2 separate regions of the Homo sapiens genome follow, and region 2 is linked to region 1. The links are chromatin loops, found by intact Hi-C in ENCODE. Cell type or tissue: right lobe of liver. All regions are shown on one strand. Each heading gives the region's core, and the rest is flanking DNA. Links, peaks and the distances in the headings are about the cores only. Region 1 overlaps GIGYF1 (GRB10 interacting GYF protein 1). Region 2 overlaps TFR2 (transferrin receptor 2).

Evidence for each region. Peaks named below come from ENCODE experiments on the same cell type or tissue, not always from the same donor. Only the 100,000 strongest peaks of a DNase experiment are listed, where the experiment ranks them.
Region 2: it touches region 1 in a loop (1.8-fold over the local background); 34 of 110 quality-filtered maps call a loop at or near these places.

Annotation. Positions count from the first base shown.
Region 1 is chr7:100,678,612-100,689,732 of GRCh38, reverse strand. It overlaps GIGYF1 (GRB10 interacting GYF protein 1), which reads left to right. Exons shown (of 27, transcript NM_001375765.1): 2 at 178-1,141; 3 at 1,218-1,282; 4 at 1,426-1,529; 5 at 1,623-1,752; 6 at 1,850-1,945; 7 at 2,117-2,228; 8 at 2,327-2,435; 9 at 2,687-2,727; 10 at 2,914-3,084; 11 at 3,300-3,553; 12 at 3,654-3,759; 13 at 4,252-4,389; 14 at 4,587-4,684; 15 at 4,839-5,010; 12 more. The coding sequence starts at 1,495. The coding sequence ends at 8,014. GNB2 (G protein subunit beta 2) reads right to left here. Exons shown (of 10, transcript NM_005273.4): 9 at 11,119-11,121; 10 at 10,564-11,038. The coding sequence ends at 10,932. Among named protein-coding and RNA genes, the nearest start is that of GIGYF1, 10 kb to the left of the region's middle. RefSeq lists an enhancer at 10,376-10,505. In right lobe of liver, for the core only: no CTCF peak of the experiment used is centred there; no DNase peak of the experiment used is centred there; H3K27ac peaks cover 858 bases.
Region 2 is chr7:100,628,672-100,639,792 of GRCh38, reverse strand. It overlaps TFR2 (transferrin receptor 2), which reads left to right. Exons shown (of 18, transcript NM_003227.4): 4 at 6,237-6,377; 5 at 6,453-6,564; 6 at 6,670-6,792; 7 at 7,595-7,711; 8 at 7,848-7,987; 9 at 8,741-8,904; 10 at 10,421-10,540. It overlaps LOC124901709 (a long non-coding RNA gene), which reads right to left. Exons shown (of 3, transcript XR_007060454.1): 2 at 8,568-8,637; 3 at 6,691-6,870. Among named protein-coding and RNA genes, the nearest start is that of TFR2, 7.3 kb to the left of the region's middle. RefSeq lists a silencer at 6,381-6,440 and an enhancer at 6,821-6,940. In right lobe of liver, for the core only: CTCF peaks have their summits at 5,779 and 10,295; a DNase peak (open chromatin) is centred at 5,768; H3K4me3 peaks cover 662 bases; H3K27ac peaks cover 495 bases.

The sequences.
Region 1 (11,121 bases), core at 1,618-9,617:
AGGAGAGGTCCCAGGGGAGGCCAGCCTGGCCTTGGGTTGCCTCTGAGCCCGGTGTTTCCCCCTGGAGTGCCTGGACTCTGAGCAGGCCTCGGCTTGTCATGGGCTGCTGGCTCAGCTGGGGCTGATGGCCTTTCCTCCTCAGCACCCTGGTTGAACCCGCTTCCTCTTCTTTCCCAGACTGTGGCGTCCTGGAGTTGATGGGAGCTGCAGCACCAAGCCGGGCCAGCCTCCCTCCCAGCCAGTGACAACACCGCAGCACCTGGACCCCGCCCACCCGCTTGAGTCCTCTGCCTGGGGCCCCAGGGATGCGCCTCCTCCTGAAAGTCCCCTCCATCCTCCCTTAGAGGAACAGGCTGCCGCCGCGCCCCCATCAGCCTCCATTGCCCTGACCTTATTTCCACCTGATGGTGCCAGAGGCTGCTTCCCAGCTGGTATCCTGAGATCCTCGTTCCCTTGGTGGCTTGGTTGTTTAAGCCTCCATTATTGATTGGGGGCGGTGGTCTGGGTGTGATTCCTGTGGGGGAAACCAGCCCGAGGTGCCTTGGCTCAGGCTTGCCTGCCTGGAGTCCTTGTCGTGTACCCGTCTGTGGCCCTAGAGTCACCTCCTGCTCCTTTTCACTGGGTTTCTCCCCAGACCAAGCCCCTGGATTTGAGCTTCTGAGCAGCCAACTGATTTTTTTCATGAGGGAAAGAATTTTGCTCCTAGATTTATTTCTAATCCTTTTCTCCGTAACTGACCTTTTCTCTGTAAGCTATTTGTGGCTCTAGTGGGTTTTTGTTTGCTTGCTTGTTTTTGTTTTATCTTTGCCCTGAACGTCCATCCTGGCCTCGGCTGCCTCCCTCCCCGAGTTCTTCACTACACCTCCTGTCTCAGCCTCCCAGAGAGGGTGGCGAGGGTGCTGATGCCCAGAGACACCATCCGGCGAATGGACCTCTCCTGTCATGCGGGGCAGGGCAGGGCTGCCGGCAGAGCCATGTCCTGAACCCTCCCTCCTCCCCCCTGCTCTCCTTAAGGGTCTTTCCCAGATGTGAAGGTCCCTCCCAGGCTCTACTGAGGTCAGACCAATTCCCAGTGGCTTGGGTACCCTCGTTCACTCCAGCACCAGCCCCTGCCCTCCTTCTTCCCGGGCCAGGCTGCCAGGTGAGCCCCGGGCCAAGGGTGGTTGCCCTGCTGAGGCCGAAAGGACTCGAGCTTCCCATCTCCTCGCCTCCCCCAGGTCTTTCACCGTCTGGACTCATCTCTGGGTAACTCATGGTGTGAGTGGCCACGTGGCTGGCTCAGGTGAGTCCTTTTAGACCCCAGGTGACCCACCAGCTAGTCCGGGGCCCATTGTTGTGCCCACTAGGATGTCCCCCATGGTGTCCTCCCTGCGCTTTAAAGTTCTCCTTCGTGTGCTGTTCTTCATGGCCCCTGTTCCCCCACAGGTGTTTGGACAGTGAACGCCAGGTCCCCTCCTCCCCACCCCCGGCCTCTCAAACACGCCCAGCCCCACGATGGCAGCAGAGACACTCAACTTTGGGCCTGAGTGGTGAGTCACTTGTGCCTCGGCTGCCGTGGAGATTCGAGAAAGCACAGTCAGGCTGCCCTGACCTCTGTCTTCTTCTCTCTGTGTTGTGTCCAGGCTCAGGGCCCTGTCCGGGGGCGGCAGCGTGGCCTCCCCACCCCCGTCCCCTGCCATGCCCAAATACAAGCTGGCTGACTACCGTTATGGGCGAGAGGAAATGCTGGCTCTCTACGTCAAGGAGAACAAGGTGGGTGCGTGGGCGAGGGGGGTTGGCGGTGGTGGCCTCTGCCTGTGGAGGGGATCTGGCAGCATGTGGTGTCTTGGCTGTCCCAACCCACTGCCAGGTCCCGGAAGAGCTGCAGGACAAGGAGTTCGCCGCGGTGCTGCAGGACGAGCCACTGCAGCCCCTGGCTCTGGAGCCGCTGACTGAGGAGGAACAGGTGGGACCGGGCCAGGAGCTGAGGCTGCGGGAGCCTGGGAGGGGAGGCCATGGGTTGGGTTAGGAGGAGAGGGGCCAGCGCTGAGGAGACAGGCGGGGAGGGTGCTGTGGGGTGGGGGTGGAGGTGGTTGGGTGCCTGGGTCCTCACTCCCGCCCCTGGCTCCCTCCTCAGAGAAACTTCTCCCTGTCAGTGAACAGCGTGGCTGTGCTGAGGCTGATGGGGAAAGGGGCTGGCCCCCCCCTGGCTGGCACCTCCCGAGGCAGGGGCAGCACGCGGAGCCGAGGTAGAGGGGTGATGGCGTGTCCTGGGGACGGGCAGATCTGGGCCCCTGACTTCGAGAACGTGCAGCAGGTTTCATTGTGCGTCTGGCCTCTTCTCTAGGCCGCGGCCGTGGTGACAGCTGCTTTTACCAAAGAAGCATCGAAGAAGGCGATGGGGCCTTTGGACGAAGCCCCCGGGAAATCCAGCGCAGCCAGAGCTGGGATGACAGGTGGGGCGGGGAGGGGGCATGGCGCAGAGCCGGGCAGGCCAGGGAGGGGAGGCCTGGGCCCTGTCGCTAGAGGGTAACAGAGGCCCACCAGATAAGCCCTGTCCGAGATCCCGGTGCTCCTGACCCCTGGTTTCGTTTGTCCCCTTCCTCCCTCCACTGCCTCAGGGCACAGTGGACAAGGCATGGGGCGGTTGCACAGGGTGGCAGGGGAGGCTGTACTGTTTCTGACCCACACGTTTCCCCTGCTGCAGAGGCGAGAGGCGGTTTGAGAAGTCAGCAAGGCGGGATGGAGGTACGAGGCTGCTGAGGGCGGCGGCCGGGGCGGCAGGGAGGACCAAGATGGGTGGCCCAGTCTGGGGGTGCTTATTTCGGAGGTGTTGGGGGCAGGAGGGCCTGGAGCTGGCCCCCCCAACGTTTCTTGAGGGTCCAGGCACCACGCTGCCTTTCTAATAACTGCCCCTGTCTTCCCGTCTCCCAGCACGATGTGGCTTTGAGGAGGGAGGGGCTGGCCCAAGGAAGGAGCACGCCCGCTCAGACAGCGAGAACTGGCGCTCCCTACGGGAGGAACAGGAGGAGGAGGAGGAGGGCAGCTGGAGGCTCGGAGCAGGGCCCCGGCGAGACGGCGACCGCTGGCGCTCCGCCAGCCCTGGTGAGATTGGGGCCTGGTAGCATTGGCGGGGGCAGTGGGGAGCAGGAACTGTAATGAGAGGGTGGGCTCCTGTAGCCACGGGGAGGGAGCAGAGGCTGGCTGGTGTGGGAGTGGCCGGGACAGCAGCCCTGGAGGTGCTCCGTGAGCTGCAGCAGAGGGGGCCGCTGGCTTCGCTTGGGTACCCACTCTTCTTCTCCCTGACTTTTCCTGTGCAGATGGTGGTCCCCGCTCTGCTGGCTGGCGGGAACATGGGGAACGGCGGCGCAAGTTTGAATTTGATTTGCGAGGGGATCGAGGAGGGTGTGGTGAAGAGGAGGGGCGGGGAGGGGGAGGCAGCTCTCACCTGCGGCGGTGCCGAGCGCCTGAAGGCTTTGAGGAGGACAAGGATGGGCTCCCAGAGTGGTGCCTGGACGATGAGGATGAAGAAATGGGCACCTTTGATGCCTCTGGGGCCTTCTTGCCTCTCAAGGTATCTGTGAGGAGGCGAGGGTGGGAACCTGCCCTTCCGGGGTCCTCTTCCTCCCCACCCACCCCAGCTGTTCTCTGCTCCCCACCCCGGCCCCATGCAGAAGGGCCCCAAGGAGCCCATTCCTGAGGAGCAGGAGCTGGACTTCCAAGGGTTGGAGGAGGAGGAGGAACCTTCCGAAGGGCTAGAGGAGGAAGGGCCTGAGGCAGGTGAGCCGCGGGGTGCCCAGCGGGCCTGGGGCTGGGCCGGGCAGGCACTGGTGTTCTTTGCCGGGCTGGGCATTGGCTGCCCACCTACCTGTAGAATCAGGCTACTTAGATCTGGAAGAAGAGTGCTGAGAGGTGGGGAGGAACCAGGGGGTAGCAGAGCCATGTCTTCAAGGCAGTGTACCAGATAGAAATCAGGCGTAATCAAAATGACCTTTGAAAGTCCCTTGAAGAAGCTGTAGAACCTGGAGTGACGTCTGCGGTGTTGTGTGGTGTTGTGCGATGTTGTGATATGTTCCTGCCGCGTCTGGCAGCGTGGAGGCGAGGGTCAGGGCACCGCATTCCCTCTGCCATTAGTTGAGTTGACCCAAGTGAAGTGGTGGACTCGGCCTAAGGGAGTGTGACCCGCGGTTCCAGCCACACTCAAGGGCTTGTGCTAACTCGCGTGGCAGGCCCAGCCCTTGGTTCTGAACTCTGGCCATCTCCCTCTTCTAGGTGGGAAAGAGCTGACCCCACTGCCTCCTCAGGAGGAGAAGTCCAGCTCCCCATCCCCACTGCCCACCCTGGGCCCACTCTGGGGGACAAACGGGGATGGGGACGAAACTGCAGAGAAAGAGCCCCCAGCGGCCGAAGGTAGGAAGGGAGGATGGCCTACCTCCCGGGTGCGCTGGGGCTGTGGGAGAAAGTGCTCCCCACTCGTGGGGGTGGGCACACAGGGCATTCACATTGAGGAGCCATGGCAAGAGCGTGGTGTTCTGGAGTGAGAGTAGGCGAAAGCTATCTTGTCTCCTCCCCGCCCTTCTTTCCACCTCCTATCTCATGCCTTCCAGATGATATTCGGGGGATCCAGCTGAGTCCCGGGGTGGGCTCCTCTGCTGGCCCACCCGGAGATCTGGAGGATGATGAAGGCTTGAAGCACCTGCAGCAGGTGTGGGGGCCTGAGAAAGCGGGAGGGACCCTTCCCACTTCTGACCTGACCTGCTTGGCCCCAGCCCCGGCCCCAGCTCAAGCTCCATCCCCATCCCCATCCTGATGTTGCTGAGATTGGCAGCTGAGCCTTTCTTCTTTTTCTGGGCATCCAGGAGGCGGAGAAGCTGGTGGCCTCCCTGCAGGACAGCTCCTTGGAGGAGGAGCAGTTCACGGCTGCCATGCAGACCCAGGGCCTGCGCCACTCTGCAGCCGCCACTGCCCTCCCGCTCAGCCATGGGGCTGCCCGGAAGTGGTTCTACAAGGACCCACAGGGCGAGATCCAAGGTACCTGTGTGGGATGGGAGGGCTGCTCAAGGCCGTTCTGGTTCAGGGTGTCTCTGGCATACCCTGTGACCCCAGTGGTTCTCCCGCTCCCTCGCTCCCTGTCCAGGCCCCTTCACGACACAGGAGATGGCAGAGTGGTTCCAGGCCGGCTACTTTTCCATGTCACTGCTGGTGAAGCGGGGCTGCGATGAGGGCTTCCAGCCGCTGGGCGAGGTGATCAAGATGTGGGGCCGCGTGCCCTTTGCCCCAGGGCCCTCACCTCCCCCACTGCTGGTGAGCCGCTTCTCCCCTGCATGGAGGGACAGGGTGTGAGGGGTGCCGGCAGGAGTCCAGCAGAGTCCCCTCCTCCCTGCTGGGGGCACTGGCCGAGCTCTCACCTGAGCAGGGAAACATGGACCAGGAGCGGCTGAAGAAGCAACAGGAGCTGGCCGCGGCGGCCTTGTACCAGCAGCTGCAGCACCAGCAGTTTCTCCAGCTGGTCAGCAGGTATGGGGGGCCTGGGGTGGGCTGGGAGAAGGCCCGGCGCTGGCTCTGTGGCCCACCATCTCCACTGTCCCATTTGCAGCCGCCAGCTCCCACAGTGCGCGCTCCGAGAAAAGGCAGCTCTGGGGGACCTGACACCGCCACCACCGCCGCCGCCACAGCAGCAGCAGCAGCAGCTCACGGCATTCCTGCAGCAGCTCCAGGCGCTCAAACCCCCCAGGTGCGTGGTGCGTGCGAGCCCTCAGGATACAGGGTGGGGGGGGGATGGGGGCAGACCAGAGATGGATTTGGGGTCCTAAGAATCCACAATTTGCTCCTCAGAGGCGGGGACCAGAACCTGCTCCCGACGATGAGCCGGTCCTTGTCGGTGCCAGATTCGGGCCGCCTCTGGGACGTACATACCTCAGCCTCATCACAGTCAGGTGTGTGGCCTGACTGGTCCCCACCCCCAAGGCAGTCTCCGGGTGAAATGGGGTCTGGGGTCTGCTCCCCACCCCCACACGCCCCTAGCTGCCATTCTGGCTGGGGAGCCCACTGCTGCGGCTGGACTAGATCAGTGGGCCCAAGTGCCCACCTGCAGCCGCCTCTGCCCCCCTGCCCCCTGCAGGTGGTGAGGCCAGTCTTTGGGACATACCAATTAACTCTTCGACTCAGGGTCCAATTCTAGAACAACTCCAGCTGCAACATAAAGTGAGTGGGCATCCTGGGGCTGAGGCCCTGGGAATGAAGGGTGGACCGAGGCAGGCCCCAGGCTGTCCCCTGCAGCTCTCCCCTCTGATGGGCCACTGGTCTCAGTTCCAGGAGCGCAGAGAAGTGGAGCTCAGGGCGAAGCGGGAGGAAGAGGAACGCAAGCGTCGAGAGGAGAAGCGCCGCCAGCAGCAGCAGGAGGAGCAGAAGCGGCGGCAGGAGGAGGAAGAGCTGTTTCGGCGCAAGCACGTGGGTGCTCCCAAGCCTCAGCTGGCTGGGTGGACAACCCTCGCCAGGTCCCCTCACCATGTCCCCCTCTTAGGTGCGGCAGCAGGAGCTATTGCTGAAGTTGCTACAGCAGCAGCAGGCGGTCCCTGTGCCCCCCGCACCCAGCTCCCCGCCCCCACTCTGGGCTGGCCTGGCCAAGCAGGGGCTGTCCATGAAGACGCTCCTGGAGTTGCAGCTGGAGGGCGAGCGGCAGCTGCACAAACAGCCCCCACCTCGGGAGCCAGCTCGGGCCCAGGCCCCCAACCACCGAGTGGTGAGCAGGCCGGGAACCTCCCGGGCTCCCCCTACAGTTTCCAGGGTGGCACAGGGAGGGGGATACTGAACCCAGACTTGTGCAGCCCCAGCCCCAGTCCCAGCCTCTCCTGTGATGGCAACAGCTCTTGTGGCCCTCACCTCACCTGTCTCCCTTTGCCACCTAAACAAGCCTCCCCATCCGCTTTTCTGGGGTGCCTTTGTTTGAGCCACTCTGATCTTCTGCCATCTGTAGCAGCTTGGGGGCCTGGGCACTGCCCCCCTGAACCAGTGGGTGTCTGAGGCTGGGCCACTGTGGGGCGGGCCAGACAAGAGTGGGGGCGGCAGCAGCGGCCTGGGGCTCTGGGAGGACACCCCCAAGAGCGGCGGGAGCCTGGTCCGTGGCCTCGGCCTGAAGAACAGCCGGAGCAGCCCATCTCTCAGGTGGGCGTGGCACCTGGAGGCTCCGGGATGGCCCTGAGGGGGAAGGTGGCAGACCCCCCCAACCCCTGCCAGCTGATTTCCAACCCTGACTCACCCTCCCCCTTCAGTGACTCATACAGCCACCTATCGGGTCGGCCCATTCGCAAAAAGACGGAGGAAGAAGAGAAGCTGCTGAAGCTGCTGCAGGGCATTCCCAGGCCCCAGGACGGCTTCACCCAGTGGTGCGAGCAGATGCTGCACACGCTGAGCGCCACGGGCAGCCTGGACGGTGGGCGAGCGGCTCCCAGGAGGTGGGCGGGACCTGGGTCTCCAGACCCGGCCAGGGGGCCCTGACAGCCTTCGCTCATCCTGCAGTGCCCATGGCTGTAGCGATCCTCAAGGAGGTGGAATCCCCCTATGATGTCCACGATTATATCCGTTCCTGCCTGGGGGACACGCTGGAAGCCAAAGAATTTGCCAAACAATTCCTGGAGCGGAGGGCCAAGCAGAAAGCCAGCCAGCAGCGGCAGCAGCAGCAGGTGAGGCAGCCGGCACCAGCAGCTGGGGTGGGCTTGCCTGGTGCCTCCTGACCTTCACCCTCCTCTCCGCTGCCTTAGGAGGCATGGCTGAGCAGCGCCTCGCTGCAGACGGCCTTCCAGGCCAACCACAGCACCAAACTCGGCCCCGGGGAGGGCAGCAAGGCCAAGAGGCGGGCACTGATGCTGCACTCAGACCCCAGCATCCTGGGTGAGCTGGGCTGGGGCAGGAGCGGGACTTCCTTGGCACAGGGCAGGAGGAGCCCAGGAGAGAGCTCAGACGCAGCTTCTCCCCGGCTTCAGGGTACTCCCTGCACGGATCTTCTGGTGAGATCGAGAGCGTGGATGACTACTGACCAGCCCGGACCCCCAGCCCCTGGGCTGTAGGCCAGGGCAGCCACAGCGGCGTGGACCGAGGGTCCCAGCCTGCAGGCTCCCCGCAGAGAGCACAGGAAGAGGCAGGGGCGGGGTCCCCAGCACTTGTTACAAACACACGATGCACCTTAACTCACCCACCACGAGGCACTTTACAGACTGGGGGAGGGGGTTTTTCTTTTTATTTTTTTTTTTAATTTTAAACGACTGAAGAAAACATTAGGAGAGGCAAAAATATTGTTAAAAACTAGACTCTAAACACCCCTTCCTGCTGTGAGGATAGTGGGTGTGACAATGGAAGGTCCACAGAGGTTTTTGTTTTTTGGTTTTTTTTTTTTTTTTAAGAAAAAAAGATGAAAAATGAAAAAAAAAATGGTTAGGAGGCTGAAAGAAAAAACACACTGTTATTTTGGGGCAGTGGGGACACAGGCCCCGTGGACCTGTCCTGCCTGGCCCCCAAGGCCATACTTACCCCCCAGAAGGCGGGCCATGGGGTAACTGGAAGCTGGGGGCCAGCAGTTTGCACAGGAGGCCTGTCTGAGCCCCACCCGCCAGACCTGTTGTGAGCAGCTCCTGTCACTGAGGCTGGCTGAGGTGTCCGGGGTGGGGCCAAAGTAGCCCCTTGGCTTCGCTGCTTTGGGGGACAGTTGCACAAATTGGACGAGTGGCCCCAGCTCTCTGGCTGCCATCTTGTGCTGGCCGAGTAGACGGGAGGGGCCAAGCCGTGCCAACCTCTCTGGCTGGCAGGGTGGGGCAGCAGGACTCTGGTTCTGGTGAGGGGCGTCTCCCACTGCTGCCATTTTGGGGGACACCCTGGGTTTGAACCTGAAAGCCCCAGCTCTCTGCCTTGCCACGTGAATGTATTCTTTGGGCCACAAGCCCCCGCCTCACCCCTGCCTGAGCTGCCTCACCCCTGTGAGCGGCGGGGGTGGATGATTGCTCCAGAGGCTGCAGAGAGAAGGCTGAGCTGTTTCTCCAGTGAAGGGGGCAGGAGGAGGGGCCTCAAAGGCAAGGAGTGGGTGGCTTTGGGCTTAGGGTTGCAGTAGAGGGGCTGCCGCCCGGGGCCCCAACCTGTAGCCAGCTCGTAAGATGTGGACCACCCAGCTCTGCACCTGACCCTTCCGCTGACCAAATGGGAGAGGAGCAGGTGGCCTTCCGGGTCTGATATGATGCGCTTTTTACCGTTGGGTAAGGTTGGGGTGAAGAGAAGTGTGCGGCTCCTGGGTCAGAGGAGGCTGCCCCTTCTATTGCTCACCCACTTCTTATTCCCGGTCCCCTACTTGGGTTCGTCTCCGCCCATTTTGGGTTTTGTAACAGTTTTGTCTTTTGGGTTTCTCATCCAGCTCCTCCCATTGACCTCATTGCTCAGAGTGCAGTATTAGGGCAAGGCTTCGCCACTGCCTCCCTCCATGAATGTATTTCTCCCTCCTGCCCTGGGGACATGGGGAGTGGCCCGTTTCTTTCCCCATCTAGTCCCAGAAAGATGGTGTTTGGTTTTCTGTTGTTGGATTTTTTTTTTTTTTTTTTTTTTTTTGCACCAAAGTGGCAACTAGGTCAGTGTTGGGGGATCAAGCTGGCCTCGGGGTGGGGGGCCCCCACCTGCCTCTCCCTGGTTCCCACAGTGTTAGCGTCCCTGAAAAGACAATATTCTCTCTAAAGCAATAAGGGGTGACGGGCCGGGGGGAGTGTTTGCTGCTGCTGGCCCCCAGCTCCCCTTCCCTCTTGCCAGGTGTGGGGGAGACTCCTGTTGTGACTGAATGTAACCCCCCCACCCCTGCCGCAGCCAATGCAGGGGAAGGGGGACACTCTTCCTGTCTCTTCTCCCCAGCTAAAGAGACTTTGGACTTAGGGGGCCCATGAGCCTGGAGAGGCCTTAACCCTGTGAGGAAGTATAGGGGGAGCCCTCTCCCACCCCCATCCCCTTCTGAGAGTGGTCAATGTTTACAAGCCCCTGAGCCCCCCTGCCCAGGGACTCAGACCCTGTTGCTGTCCTTCCCCGGCCCCGGTCTTCCTGGGCCCTCGCTGCTCCCCTGCCCTTCCTGGGGTTGGGGTGGGTGCAGGGGTCACCGTGTTCCCTGTCTGCCTTGTACCCACAGTCTCCCCGCCCCCTCTCCACCCTGTGTGACTTCCCTCTCTTTTACCTGCTCCTGTAAATACTCCCTTCTCCCAATAAAACTTGGTGTGTGTTCTCCCGTTCCGCCTCCACTGCTCGTTATCTGGGGAGAGCCATGGGGATGAGTGGCTCTGCACAGAGCTGGGAACTAGGAGCTCTGAGCAGTGCCCGCCTGGTCAGGCTGGCTCTGGTCAGCAGCCTGACGGGGGAAACCATGGTGAGGGCTGCTTATCCGAGAACCTCTGGACGGAAGGCTCTGGGCTGGGGCTTCAGCTTTGCTCTGAGGGAGAGTGGGGACCCCACCCCCAGCCCCAGCTGCCTGGCAGGCCCCATACCTTCCCCACCATCCACCCCCTCAGCAGCCCTCAGGCAACAAAGTCCAGAAACAAGGAGAACACAGCAAGGGCAGAGACCAGGTACAGAGTTGGAATTGGCTCCTTTATGGAAAAACTGAAAATATAATAAAAATTAAAATAAAACCAGTTTTAAAAAAGCCAGCCCCTGGGGTTTCCACCTCCTGCCTCCGGCCCTCCAGAGGGGTGAGGCCCCAACCCCAGGGCAGCAGAAGGATGAGGGCCTCCTGCTCCTCCTCTTCCCCCATTCCATCCCCTTCTTATCTCCACAGTGGGGGCCCCGGGAGGAACCAAACCTGGGTGGGAGGGCAGGGACCCAAGGCCCCGTGGCCCGGGGAAGGGGGCTGGGATTGCGCCAGCCCCGCAGCCCTGGCCTGTAGTGTGGGCATGGGCAGGGCCCCTCCTGGCCTGGGCCCAGTGGGGGTGGGGCCATTAGTTCCAGATCTTGAGGAAGGAGTCCCAGGAGCCCGTGGCCACAGCCATGCCATCGTCGGTGACCCCGAGGCAGCTCACGCGGTTGTCGTGGCCAGCGAGGACTCCTGTGAAGAAGAGAGAAGTCAGAACCCATTGGGCCTGGGCTCCAGGTCCCTGCCCACCCAGCCTGGGCCCCAGCTGTCACCTG
Region 2 (11,121 bases), core at 2,496-10,495, 51 kb after region 1:
AAAAAGAAAAGAAAAAAAGAAAAACAAGTAAGCAAATGCATTTGTGGGTGCAGATCCAAAAGCTAGGTCCACCCATAGCCCTCTTTTGGGACGGGAGTAATTTTTCAGTGGATTCGCCTGGGTTTTCTAAGTAGGTAATCAGCTAAGCTACAGATAGTAGGAGATGGAGATTCTCTTTTCCAATGCTTATACCTTCTACGTTTTTTTTTTTTTCATTTCTCATTGCATTTGAGAGGACATGAATTTAAGGTAACCGTGGCAGTAGGTATCCTTGCCTATTTCCTGACTTTAATAGCAATGCTTTTATAATACTTTGCCATTGACAATGAACTTTGCTGTGCTCCAGACAGCTTTTTAAAATTGAATTAAGGAAGTTTCCTTTCACTCCTAGCTCACTGAGACTTTTATTGATTGATTGATTTTTTGAGACGGAGTCTCCCTCTTATCACCCAGGCTGGAGTGCAGTGGTGCAATCTTGGCTCACTGCAGCCTCCGCCTCCCAGGTTCACGCGATTCTCATGCCTCAGCCTCCTGAGTAGCTGGGATTACAGGTGTGTGCCATCACGCTTGATTAATTTTTGTATTTTTTAGTAGAGACAGGGTTTTGCCATGTTGCCCAGGTTGGTCTCCAACTCGTAAGCTCAAGCGATCTGCCAAAGCGCTTCGGCTTCCCAAAGTGCTGGGATTACAGGCATGAGCCACAGCACCCAGCCTCTTCTTTAATGTTTATATAGTAATTTGTGTTAATAGATTTCCTTATCTTCCTGAGCTCAACGCTAACCTTGATCAAGGTGTATGATTACTCTTTTGATATGTTGCTGGATTCACCTGCTGAAAGACCTTGAGTCTGTGGAATCAACAATGTTCAGGGCTTTATTTTTTTGAGATAGGGCCTCACTGTCACCCAGACAGTGCCGAGATGATAGCTCACTGCAGCCTCCAACTCCTGGACCCAAGTGATCCTCCCACCTTAGCCTTTCAAGTAGCTAGGACTACAGATGTGTGCCACTATGCCCGGCTATTTTTTTTTTTTTTACTTTTTTTGAGACAGAGTTTCACTGTTGCCCAGGCTGGAGTGCAGTGGTGCGATCTCGGCTCATGGCAACCTCCACCTCCCAGGTTCAAGCAATTCTCCTGCCTTAGCCTCCCGAGTAGCTGGGATCACAGGTGCCTGCCACCACACCCAACCAATTTTTTGTATTTTTAGTAGAGACGGGGTTTCACCATGTTGGGCAGACTGGTCTCAAACTCCTGACCTCAGATGATCCACCCACCACGGCCTCCCAAAGTGCAGGGATTACAGGCATGAGCCACCATGCCCAGCCTAATTTTTAATTTTTTTTAGTAGAAACGAGGTCTCCCTATGTTGCCCAGGATGGTCTCAAACTACTGGCCTCAAACAATCCTCCCACCTCAGCCTCCCAAAATGCTGGGATTATAGGAATGAGGTACCGCACCCAGCCTGCTCAGGGCTTTTAAATTAAATTACAGGTCAGGCATGGTGGCTCACACCTGTAATCCCAGCACTTTGGGAGGCCGAGGTGGGCAGATCATGAGGTCAGGAGATCGAGACTATCCTGGCTAACATGGTGAAACCCCGTTTCTACTAAAAACACAAAAAATTAGCTGGGCGTGGTGGCGGGCACCTATAGTCCCAGCTACTTGGGAGGCTGAGGCAGGAGAATGGCATGAACCCGGGAGGCGGAGCTTGCAGTGAACCGAGATCGCGCCACTGCACTCCAGCCTGGGCGACAGAGCAAGACTCTGTCTCAAAAAAACAAAACAAATACAAAATTAGCCGGGCGTAGTGGCGCATGCCTGTAATCCCAGCTACTCGGGAGGCTGAAGCAGGAGAATCGCTTAAACCCAGGAGGCGGAGGTTGCGGTGAGTCAACGTCGTGCCATTGCACTCCAGCCTGGGCAACAAGAGTGAAACTCCATCTCAAAAAAAAAAAAATTAAATTACATTAATTTTTTTTTGAGACAGGGCCTTGCTCTGTCACCTAGGCTAGAATGCAGTGGTGCAATCTGGGCTCACTGCAGCCTCGATTTCCCAAGCTCAGGTGATTCTCCCATCTCAGCCTCCTGAGTAGCTGGGTCTACAGGGAGGGGCCACCACGCCCAGCTAATTTTTCATTTTTCTTTTTTCAAAATTATTATTATTATTTAGGGACAGGATTTATTTATTTTTATATATTTGCAACCAATTCTCACTCTGTTGCCCAAGCTGGAGTACAGTGGCATGATCTTAGCTCACTGTAACCTCCGCCTCCCGGCTTCAGGTGATTTTTGTGCCTCAGCTTCCCAAGTAGCTGGGACTACAGGCGTGAGCCACCATGCCCAGCTAATTTATGATTTTTTTGTTTGTTTTTTGTTTTTTTCTTTTTTTTTGTGAGACAGAGTTTCACTCTTGTTGCCCAGGCTGGAGAGCAATGGCACGATCTTGGCTCACTGCAAACTCCGCCTCCCGGGTTCAAGCGATTCTCCTGCCTCAGCTCCCCGAGTAGCTGGGATTACAGTCATGCGCCACGACACCCAGCTAATTTTGTATTTTTAGTGGAGATGGGGTTTCTCCATGTTGGTCAGTCTGGTCTCGAACTCCTGACCTCAGGAGATCCACCCACCTCGGCCTCCCAAAGTGCTGGGATTACAGGTGTGAGCCACTGCGCCCGGCAATTTATGTATTTTTTTTAGGGACAGGGTTTCATCATGTTGGCCAGGCTGGTTTCGAACTCCTGGGCTCAAGCAATCCTCCTACCTTGGCCTCCCAAATTTCTTGGATTACAGGCGTAAGCCATGGTGCCCAGCCTGTTCAGGGCTACTTTTATTTTTTTGAGCAGTATTTGGTCATCTGGGTACAGGCTGAGCAGGTAGATAGTTTGACAGGTCTAGAAGCGGGGTGTGGCACTGAGGCAAAAGTAGCAGTTTTGGGGAGAGAGCAAGGATGTTGCAGTGAGCCGAGATCGCGCCATTGCATTCCAGCCTGGGCAACAAGAGTGAAACATGGCTCTCGGTGGGATGGAGAGGGAAGAGAAAGTGGGGGGAGATGATACATGTGGAGCTATAGGACATTTGTCATGTTCAATGGGGTTGAAGAGCAGGTACAGCGAGGATAACTGGGGGAGTTGGAACCTGACAGGGTCTACTCAGAGAGTAGGATTCTGGATCCTTGAAAACTTCCTGATACAATATATCCTGTCTATCTCAGAGTCTCCAGCACCTACCACAATGCCTGGCACTTACTAGATGTTCAGTAGATCCTCAATGGATAAGTATTCCAGAGATGGAGTGCGGGTAATGACAAGATGCAGGATACGGGCCAGGCACAGTGGCTCACGCCTGTAATCCCAGCACTTTGGGAGGTCAAGGCAGGTGGATCATCTGAGGTCAGGAGTTTGAGACCAGCCTGGCCAACATGGTGAAATCCTGTCTCTACTAAAAATACAAAAATTAACTGGGTGTGATGGTGCATGCCTGTAATCCCAGCTACTCGGGAGGCTGAGGCAGGAGAATCACTTGAAACTGGGAGGCAGAGGTTGCAGTGAGCTGAGATCGCACCAATGCACTCCAGCCTGTGAAACAGAGCAAGACTCCATCTCAAAAAAAAAAAAAAAAAAAAAAAGATGCAGGGTGTGACCAGGGAAGTGGAGTGCCTGGACTGGAGGTGACAATGATGAAGTAATTAATTCATTTATCCAACAAGTATTTTGGGGCATCTACTACGTGGCAGGTACTAAGCTAAGCAGGTGGTGGTGAGATAGAGACTAAAACAGTCTAACTTTGTTCTCATGGTGCTTACAATCCACTGGAGAAAACCAATACTAAACTAACAATCATTCACGACTACATAATTATGACTGGAATCATTGCTTTGAAAGAAAAGCAAAGGATGTGAGGCTCAGTGTGGTGGCTCACACCTGTGAGCCCAGCACTTTGGGAGGCTGAGGTGGGAGGATCTCTTGAGCCCAGTTTGAGACCAGCCTGGGCAACATAGAGAGATCCTGTCTCTTAAAAAAATAATAATAATTTGACCAGGCACGGTGGCTCACACCTGTAATCCCAGCACTTTGGGAGGCCAAGGCAGGTGGATCTCCTGAGGACAGGAGTTCGAGACCAGCCTGGCCAACATGGTGAAACACTGTTTCACCCTTTTTAGGCTCTACTAAAAATACAAAAAAAATTAGCTGGGCATGTTGGCGGGCACCTATAATCCCAGCTACTTGGGAGGCTGAGGCAGGAGAATTGTTTGAACCTGGGAGGTGGAGGTTGCAGTGAGCCAAGATTGCGCCATTGCATTCCAGCTTGGGCAACAAGAGTGAAACTCCATGTCAAAAATAATAATAATAATAATAATAATAATTTTTTAAAAAAGAAAAATAAAAAATTAGCCCAGTATGGTGGTGCATGCCTAGAGTCCCGGCTATTCAGGAGGCTGAGGCAGGAGGATGGCTTGAGCTTAGGAGCTGAAGGTTGCAGTGAGCTATGGTCATGCCACTGCACTCCAGGCTGGGTGACAGAGTGAGACCCTATCTCCAAAAAAAGAAAAGAAAAGGGGCCGGGCGCCATGGCTCATACCTGTAATCCCAGCATTTTGGGAGGTGAAGGTGGGCTGATTGCCTGAGGCCAGGAGTTTGAGACCAGCCTAGCCGACATGCCGAAACCCTGTCTCTACTAAAAAAATACAAAACTAGCTGAGTGTGGTGGTAGGCGCCTGTGGTCCTAGCTACTCAGGAGGCTGAGGCAGGAGAATCACTTGTACCCAGGAGGCAGAGGTTGCAGTGAGCTGAGATTGCACGACTACACACCAGCCTGGGCGACAGAGCGAGACTCCGTCTCAAAAAAAAAAAGAAAGAAAGAAAGAAAAAAGAAAAGAAAAGTGTGTAAAGAAAGACTATAACCAGGATCCTGATTTAGATTGCAGTTCAGGGAAGGCTTCGTTGAGGAACTGACGAGTCTAAACTGCCAAGATGAGTAATTTGCCAGGCAAAGAGACTGTGGAAAAACATTCAGGCTGAGATTCACCATTTGCGAAGGGTCTGAAATGTGAAGATGGTGGCCTCTTGGAGGAAGGGAAAGATGGTCCATGTGGCCGGTGAGGTGGATGTAGCTCAGGCCCTAAAGGGCCTTACTGGCTACTTTAACTGTTTTGAATTGAATTTTCCTGCCTCATCCCTGAGTGATCCTCCCCACTCCCCTCCCCATAAGCACCTTATCTCACGCTTTTGATGTGTAGCTTTAAATACACATATGGGGCGGGTCGTCATGGTTCATGCCTGTAGTCCCAGCACTTTGGGAGGATCGCTTGAGGCCAGGAGTTCAAGACCAGCTTGGGAAACACAGCAAGACTTCTCGTCTACAAAAAATTTTTAAAAATCAGCGGTTGGTGGCGTACACCTGTAGTCCCAGCTGCTCAGGAGGCTGAGGCGGGAGGATGGCTTGAGCCCAGGAACCGGTGATTCCCCTGAGTACCTTGGTGTAAAGTGTCTCCATGAGGCCCACGTGGAGGATGGGGGAGATGAGGAGGGTCTGCTGCCTGCCCAGTTAGCTCTTTCGAAGGAAAGTGTTTGGGTGCTGTGTGTGTGTGTGTGTGTGTGTGTGTGTGTGTGTGTGTGTGTTGACGTCGGGAGGAACGAGGTTGGGGGAGAGAGTTTGGCTTGAGCCGGGAAGAACCTACAGGATGATGGGCAGGACCCCCAGCTATGGGAAGTCAGGTTTTAAGCAGAGTGAGGTCCTGAGAGTCTCCGGCGCCGCCCTGGTGGTGATGGGAGAAAATGGGTCCGCGGAGGGCCCTGCACTGCGGCTCGCGCCTGTAATGCCAGCACTTTGGGAGGCCGAGGCGGGCAGATCACCTGAGATCAGGAGTTTGAGACCAACCTGGTCAACATGGTGAAACCCGTCTCTACTAAAAATACAAAAATTAGCCGGGCGTGATGGCACGTGCCTGTAATCCCTGATACGAGGGAGGCCGAGGCAGGAAAATGGCTTGAACCAGGAAGGCGGAAGTTGCAGAGAGCCGAGATTGGTCCACTGCACTCCAGCCTGGGCGACAGAGCGACACTCCGTCTCAAAAAAAAAAAAAAAAAAAAAAAAAAAAGCGTCCGCGGGGAGCGCTCTTTTCCTAAACTCAGGAACCCCTCGCCGCCCCTGCCCCTGGCGACCCCACGTCTCTGGCATCCTTCCCTCTTCCCTCCCTCTCCTCCGGGCGCCCAGAAAAGTCCCCACCTCTCCCCGCTTAGGCAAACCAGCCTTCGGGAACGGGTGGCAGGCTCGGCCGGGATGGCCGCTCTGACTCAGGACATTCGCGCGGCGCTCTCCCGCCAGAAGCTGGACCACGTGTGGACCGACACGCACTACGTGGGGCTGCAATTCCCGGATCCGTGAGTGCGCGCGCGGGCGGGGGGCGCGCGGGGAGGGGGACGCGGCTCGGGGCGCTCACCAGCCCCGCTCCCCAGGGCTCACCCCAACACCCTGCACTGGGTCGATGAGGCCGGGAAGGTCGGAGAGCAGCTGCCGCTGGAGGACCCTGACGTCTACTGCCCCTACAGCGCCATCGGCAACGTCACGGTGAGCACCCCCTGCCCGCTCCTAGGATGGGGCGCGGCACGAGCCCTTTCCTGGGTCTCGAAGGAGGGACGCGGGGAGCGCGCCTCACCGTCCTCGTGTCCCCAGGGAGAGCTGGTGTACGCCCACTACGGGCGGCCCGAAGACCTGCAGGACCTGCGGGCCAGGGGCGTGGATCCAGTGGGCCGCCTGCTGCTGGTGCGCGTGGGGGTGATCAGCTTCGCCCAGAAGGTAAGTGTCCCTGGACAGAGGGAGGGCTTGAGCCCGGGAACCGGAGGGTCGGACTGCCAGTGAGAATCGTTCAGGGTGCTGTGAGAGGGAGACAGGAAAGAACCATGTGGCTGGATGGTAAGAAAATATAAGCTGGGCACGATGGTTCTCACCTGCAATCCCAGCACTTTAGGAGGCCAAGACAGGAGGATCGCTTGAGGCCAGGAATTCAAGGCAACACGGTGAGAACCCCCTCTCTACTAAAAAAAAAAAAAAAAAAAAAGGTTCTTTTTTTTTTTTTTTTAGTTAGCTGGGCTGGTGGCACATGCATGTGGTCCCAGCTACTCCGGAGGCTCCGGTGGGAGGATCGCTTGAGCCCAGGAGTGCCAGGCTGCAGTGAGCTATGATCGCGCCACTGCACTCCAGCCTGGGCAAGAGAGACTCTGTCTCAAAAAGAAAAAAAAAAAAAAGAGAGAGAAACAGAGAAGGGAGGGAGGGAGGGAGGAAGGAAGGAAGGAAAATGTTGGCTGGTCTGGGAATTGAATCAGAAGGAAAAAAGAAAATGTTGGCTGGGAACAAATTGGGTGTTGGGGGAAATCAGATGGGGAAGGGAACAGAAACATGGGGTACCCTGGAGCCCGGTGGGGTTTGAGGGCTGCCTAGGAGCTGCTGAGGTTGGGAAGACACAGGCCAGGTAGTGCCCCCACATCCTCTCCGTGGGATGGACAGTTGCAAGCAAAGGCCTTGCCATTTCCTGGTTTCTCCTGCCCTTATGAATCGGGTTTTTTTCTGGGAGGAGTCCTCTAGTCACCTTCCTCCCCAGGTGACCAATGCTCAGGACTTCGGGGCTCAAGGAGTGCTCATATACCCAGAGCCAGCGGACTTCTCCCAGGACCCACCCAAGCCAAGCCTGTCCAGCCAGCAGGCAGTGTATGGACATGTGAGTCTGGGGAGGCTGGTCGTGCTGTTCCCAGGTCCCGAGGCCACACCTTCTTGCTCAGAATAGGGCTGGCATGTTTTTCGTTTTTCCTGGAAGCCCAGCTCGCAGCTTTGCGTGGGCACCCCTTTCCCTGCAGGTGCACCTGGGAACTGGAGACCCCTACACACCTGGCTTCCCTTCCTTCAATCAAACCCAGTTCCCTCCAGTTGCATCATCAGGCCTTCCCAGCATCCCAGCCCAGCCCATCAGTGCAGACATTGCCTCCCGCCTGCTGAGGTGAGGGGAGTGTTGGGGACCAGAAGAGGAGGAAGCAGAGAGAGGAAGGCTGCAGCGAGGCCACAGGGTGATTGTGGGTGAACTAGAAAAAGGTGACTCTTGTTTAAGCCTGCAGTGAGCCATGACTACACCACTGCACTCCAGCCTGGGAGACAGAGAGACCCTGACCTTTTTTTTTTTTTGAGATGGAGTCTTGCTCTGTCTTCCAGGCTGGAGTGCAGTGGTGCAATCTTGGCTCACTGCAACCTCCACCTCCCGGGTTCAAGTGATTCTTCTGCCTCAGACTCCAGAGTATCTAGGATTACAGGTGCCCCCCCACCACGCCCGGCTAATTTTTGTATTTTTAGTAGAGGGTTTCACCATGTTGGCCAGACTGGTCTCGAACTCCTGACCTAGTGATCCGCCCATCTCGGCCTCCCAAAATGCTGGGATTACAGGTGTGAGCCACCATGCCTGGCCGGGACCCTGACTCTTTAAAAAAAAAAAAAAAAAAAAAAAAAGTGACTCTTCTGGATGGACACAGCCTTTCTCCAGGGTCTACTGTCTGGCAACTAAAGTTCCCACTGGATTGCACACCTACCTCAGCTGAGAACCATCCAAGGCAGCCCTGACTGCACTGCCCTACCCAGGCAGCGTCCAGAGGCAGCGATCTGGAGCCAGAAAGGGTGGGAGGGAAAGAAATAAGGAAAAGAGTGATTTGGACTCTTCTGGGTCTCTCTACAACTTCCCCCTTTCTGCCTTCCTCCTCTCCAGGAAGCTCAAAGGCCCTGTGGCCCCCCAAGAATGGCAGGGGAGCCTCCTAGGCTCCCCTTATCACCTGGGCCCCGGGCCACGACTGCGGCTAGTGGTCAACAATCACAGGACCTCCACCCCCATCAACAACATCTTCGGCTGCATCGAAGGCCGCTCAGAGCCAGGTATGCTGTGTGTCCAGTATCACTCACAGCTGGTGGTGGGCTGGGGGAATTTCTGCCCATACACCCTGGCAAGATAGGGGGCTGGTGCAGGAGGCCCCAAGAGGGGACAGGAGTGGTGCCCAGAGGAGGGAAGCTGGCAAGTTGAGGCTGAACTGGGTCTGATGGTGGCAGCAGTGAACAGACCTCACCTTCCAGCCTGTCTAGTGATGGAATGGGGGTTGTTGCCCAGTAGTGAGCTCCCCAGCACTGGAAGTGAGTAAGCCTAAGTTGGATGATGTTGTAATAGAAACTCAAGCATGGGCCGGGTGTGGTGGCTCACGCCTGTAATCCCAGCACTTTGGGAGGCCCAGGCAGGTGGATCACTTGAGGTCAGGAGTTTGAGACCAGCTTGGCTAACATGGTGAAACCCCGTCTCTACTAAAAATACAAACATTAGCTGGGCCCGGTGGCATGCATCTGTAATTCCAGCTATTCCGGAGGCTCGGACAGGAGAATCACTTGAACCCAGGAGGTGGAGGCTGCTGTGAGCCGAGATTGTGCCATTGCACTCCAGCCTGGGCAACAGAGCAAGACTTTGTCTCAAGAAAAAGAAAAAAAAGAGAAAGAAAGAAAGAGAGAAAGAGAAAGAAAAAAAGAAAGAAAGAGAGAGAGAGAAAGGAAGGAAGGAAGGAAGGAAGGAAGGAAGACTCAAGCATGAAAGAAAGATCAGATCAGATTAGATAGAAGCATAGATGGCCCTTTCAAGCATAGCTAGATGTGGATGGCAGTGGAGAATTAAAATAAGTAATTGACAGATGGGGCAACAAAGCCAAGACTTCACAAAAAATTTAAAAATAAGAGAAATTGGCTGGGTGCGGTGGCTCACGCCTGTAATCCCAGCACTTTGGAAGGCCGAGGTGGGCGGATCATGAGGTCAGGAGATCGAGACCATCCTGGCTAACATGGTGAAACCCTGTCTACTAAAAATACAAAAAAATTAGCTGGGCATGGTGGCAGGCGCCTGTACTCCCAGCTACTCAGGAGGCTGAGGCAGGAGAATGGCGTGAACCCGGGAGGTGGAGCTTGCCGTGAGCCAAGATCGTGCCACTGCACTCCAGCCTGGGCAACAGAGCGAGACTCCAAAAAATAAATTAAATAAATAAATAAGTAAGTAAGTAAAAGAAATTAGCCGAGCATGGTGGCACACATCTGTGGTCCCAGCTACTTGGGAGGCTCAGGCAGGAGGATGGCTTGAGCCAGGGAGTTTGAAGCTGCAGTGAGCTATGATCACACCACTGCACACTCCAGCCTGGGTGACAGAAACCTTGTAAGTCCAGAATGACCTCAGGCACCCAGCTGAAGGAGCACACCATCCAGGAAGGGCCAAGTGGGGAGGGGCGCCCTCTTTAGGGACTGGAGGGACTGCAGGGCTAGGGTTGCCGGAATTGTGATGGGCTGAGAGACACAGGCAGATGGAGGATGCCCCCAGGGTGCAGGGTGCAGTGTCAGAAGTGGGTCCCAAACATCCCCTCCCCAGATCACTACGTTGTCATCGGGGCCCAGAGGGATGCATGGGGCCCAGGAGCAGCTAAATCCGCTGTGGGGACGGCTATACTCCTGGAGCTGGTGCGGACCTTTTCCTCCATGGTGAGCAACGGTAAGGTCAGGGCCAGGGCCTGGGCCTGGGCTAGGCAGCGGTGGGCCTGTGGCCCGAGGAGGATAGGGCAGAGAGGCAGTGAGGGACACAGACTGGCCAGTGGTCACTTGGACCTCGGCATCCACATTGTACCTGAGTGGCCCTGGGCCAGTCACTTCACCTCTATTTCGTCACCTAAAAATGAAAGTGAGGCCGGGTGCGGTAGCTCACGCCTGTAGTCCCAGCACTTTGGGAGGCCGAGGCAGATGGATCACCTGAGGTCAGGAGTTTGAGACCAGCCTAGCCAACATGGTGAAACCCTCTACTAAAAATACAAAAATTAGCCAGGCGTGGTGGAGGGCGCCTGTAATCCCAGCTACTAGGGAGGCTGAGGCAGGAGAATCGCTTGAACCTGGGAGGCGGAGTTTGCAGTAAGCCGAGATCGCACCACTGCACTCCAGCCTGGGCAACAGAATGAGCCTCCTTCTAAAAAAAAGAAAGAAAAGAAAAGAAAAAAAGTGACATGAATGATAATCATAGTCCATGGGTCTGTGTCAAGATTAAGCATGTTGGGCTGGACGTGATGGCTCATGCCTGTAATC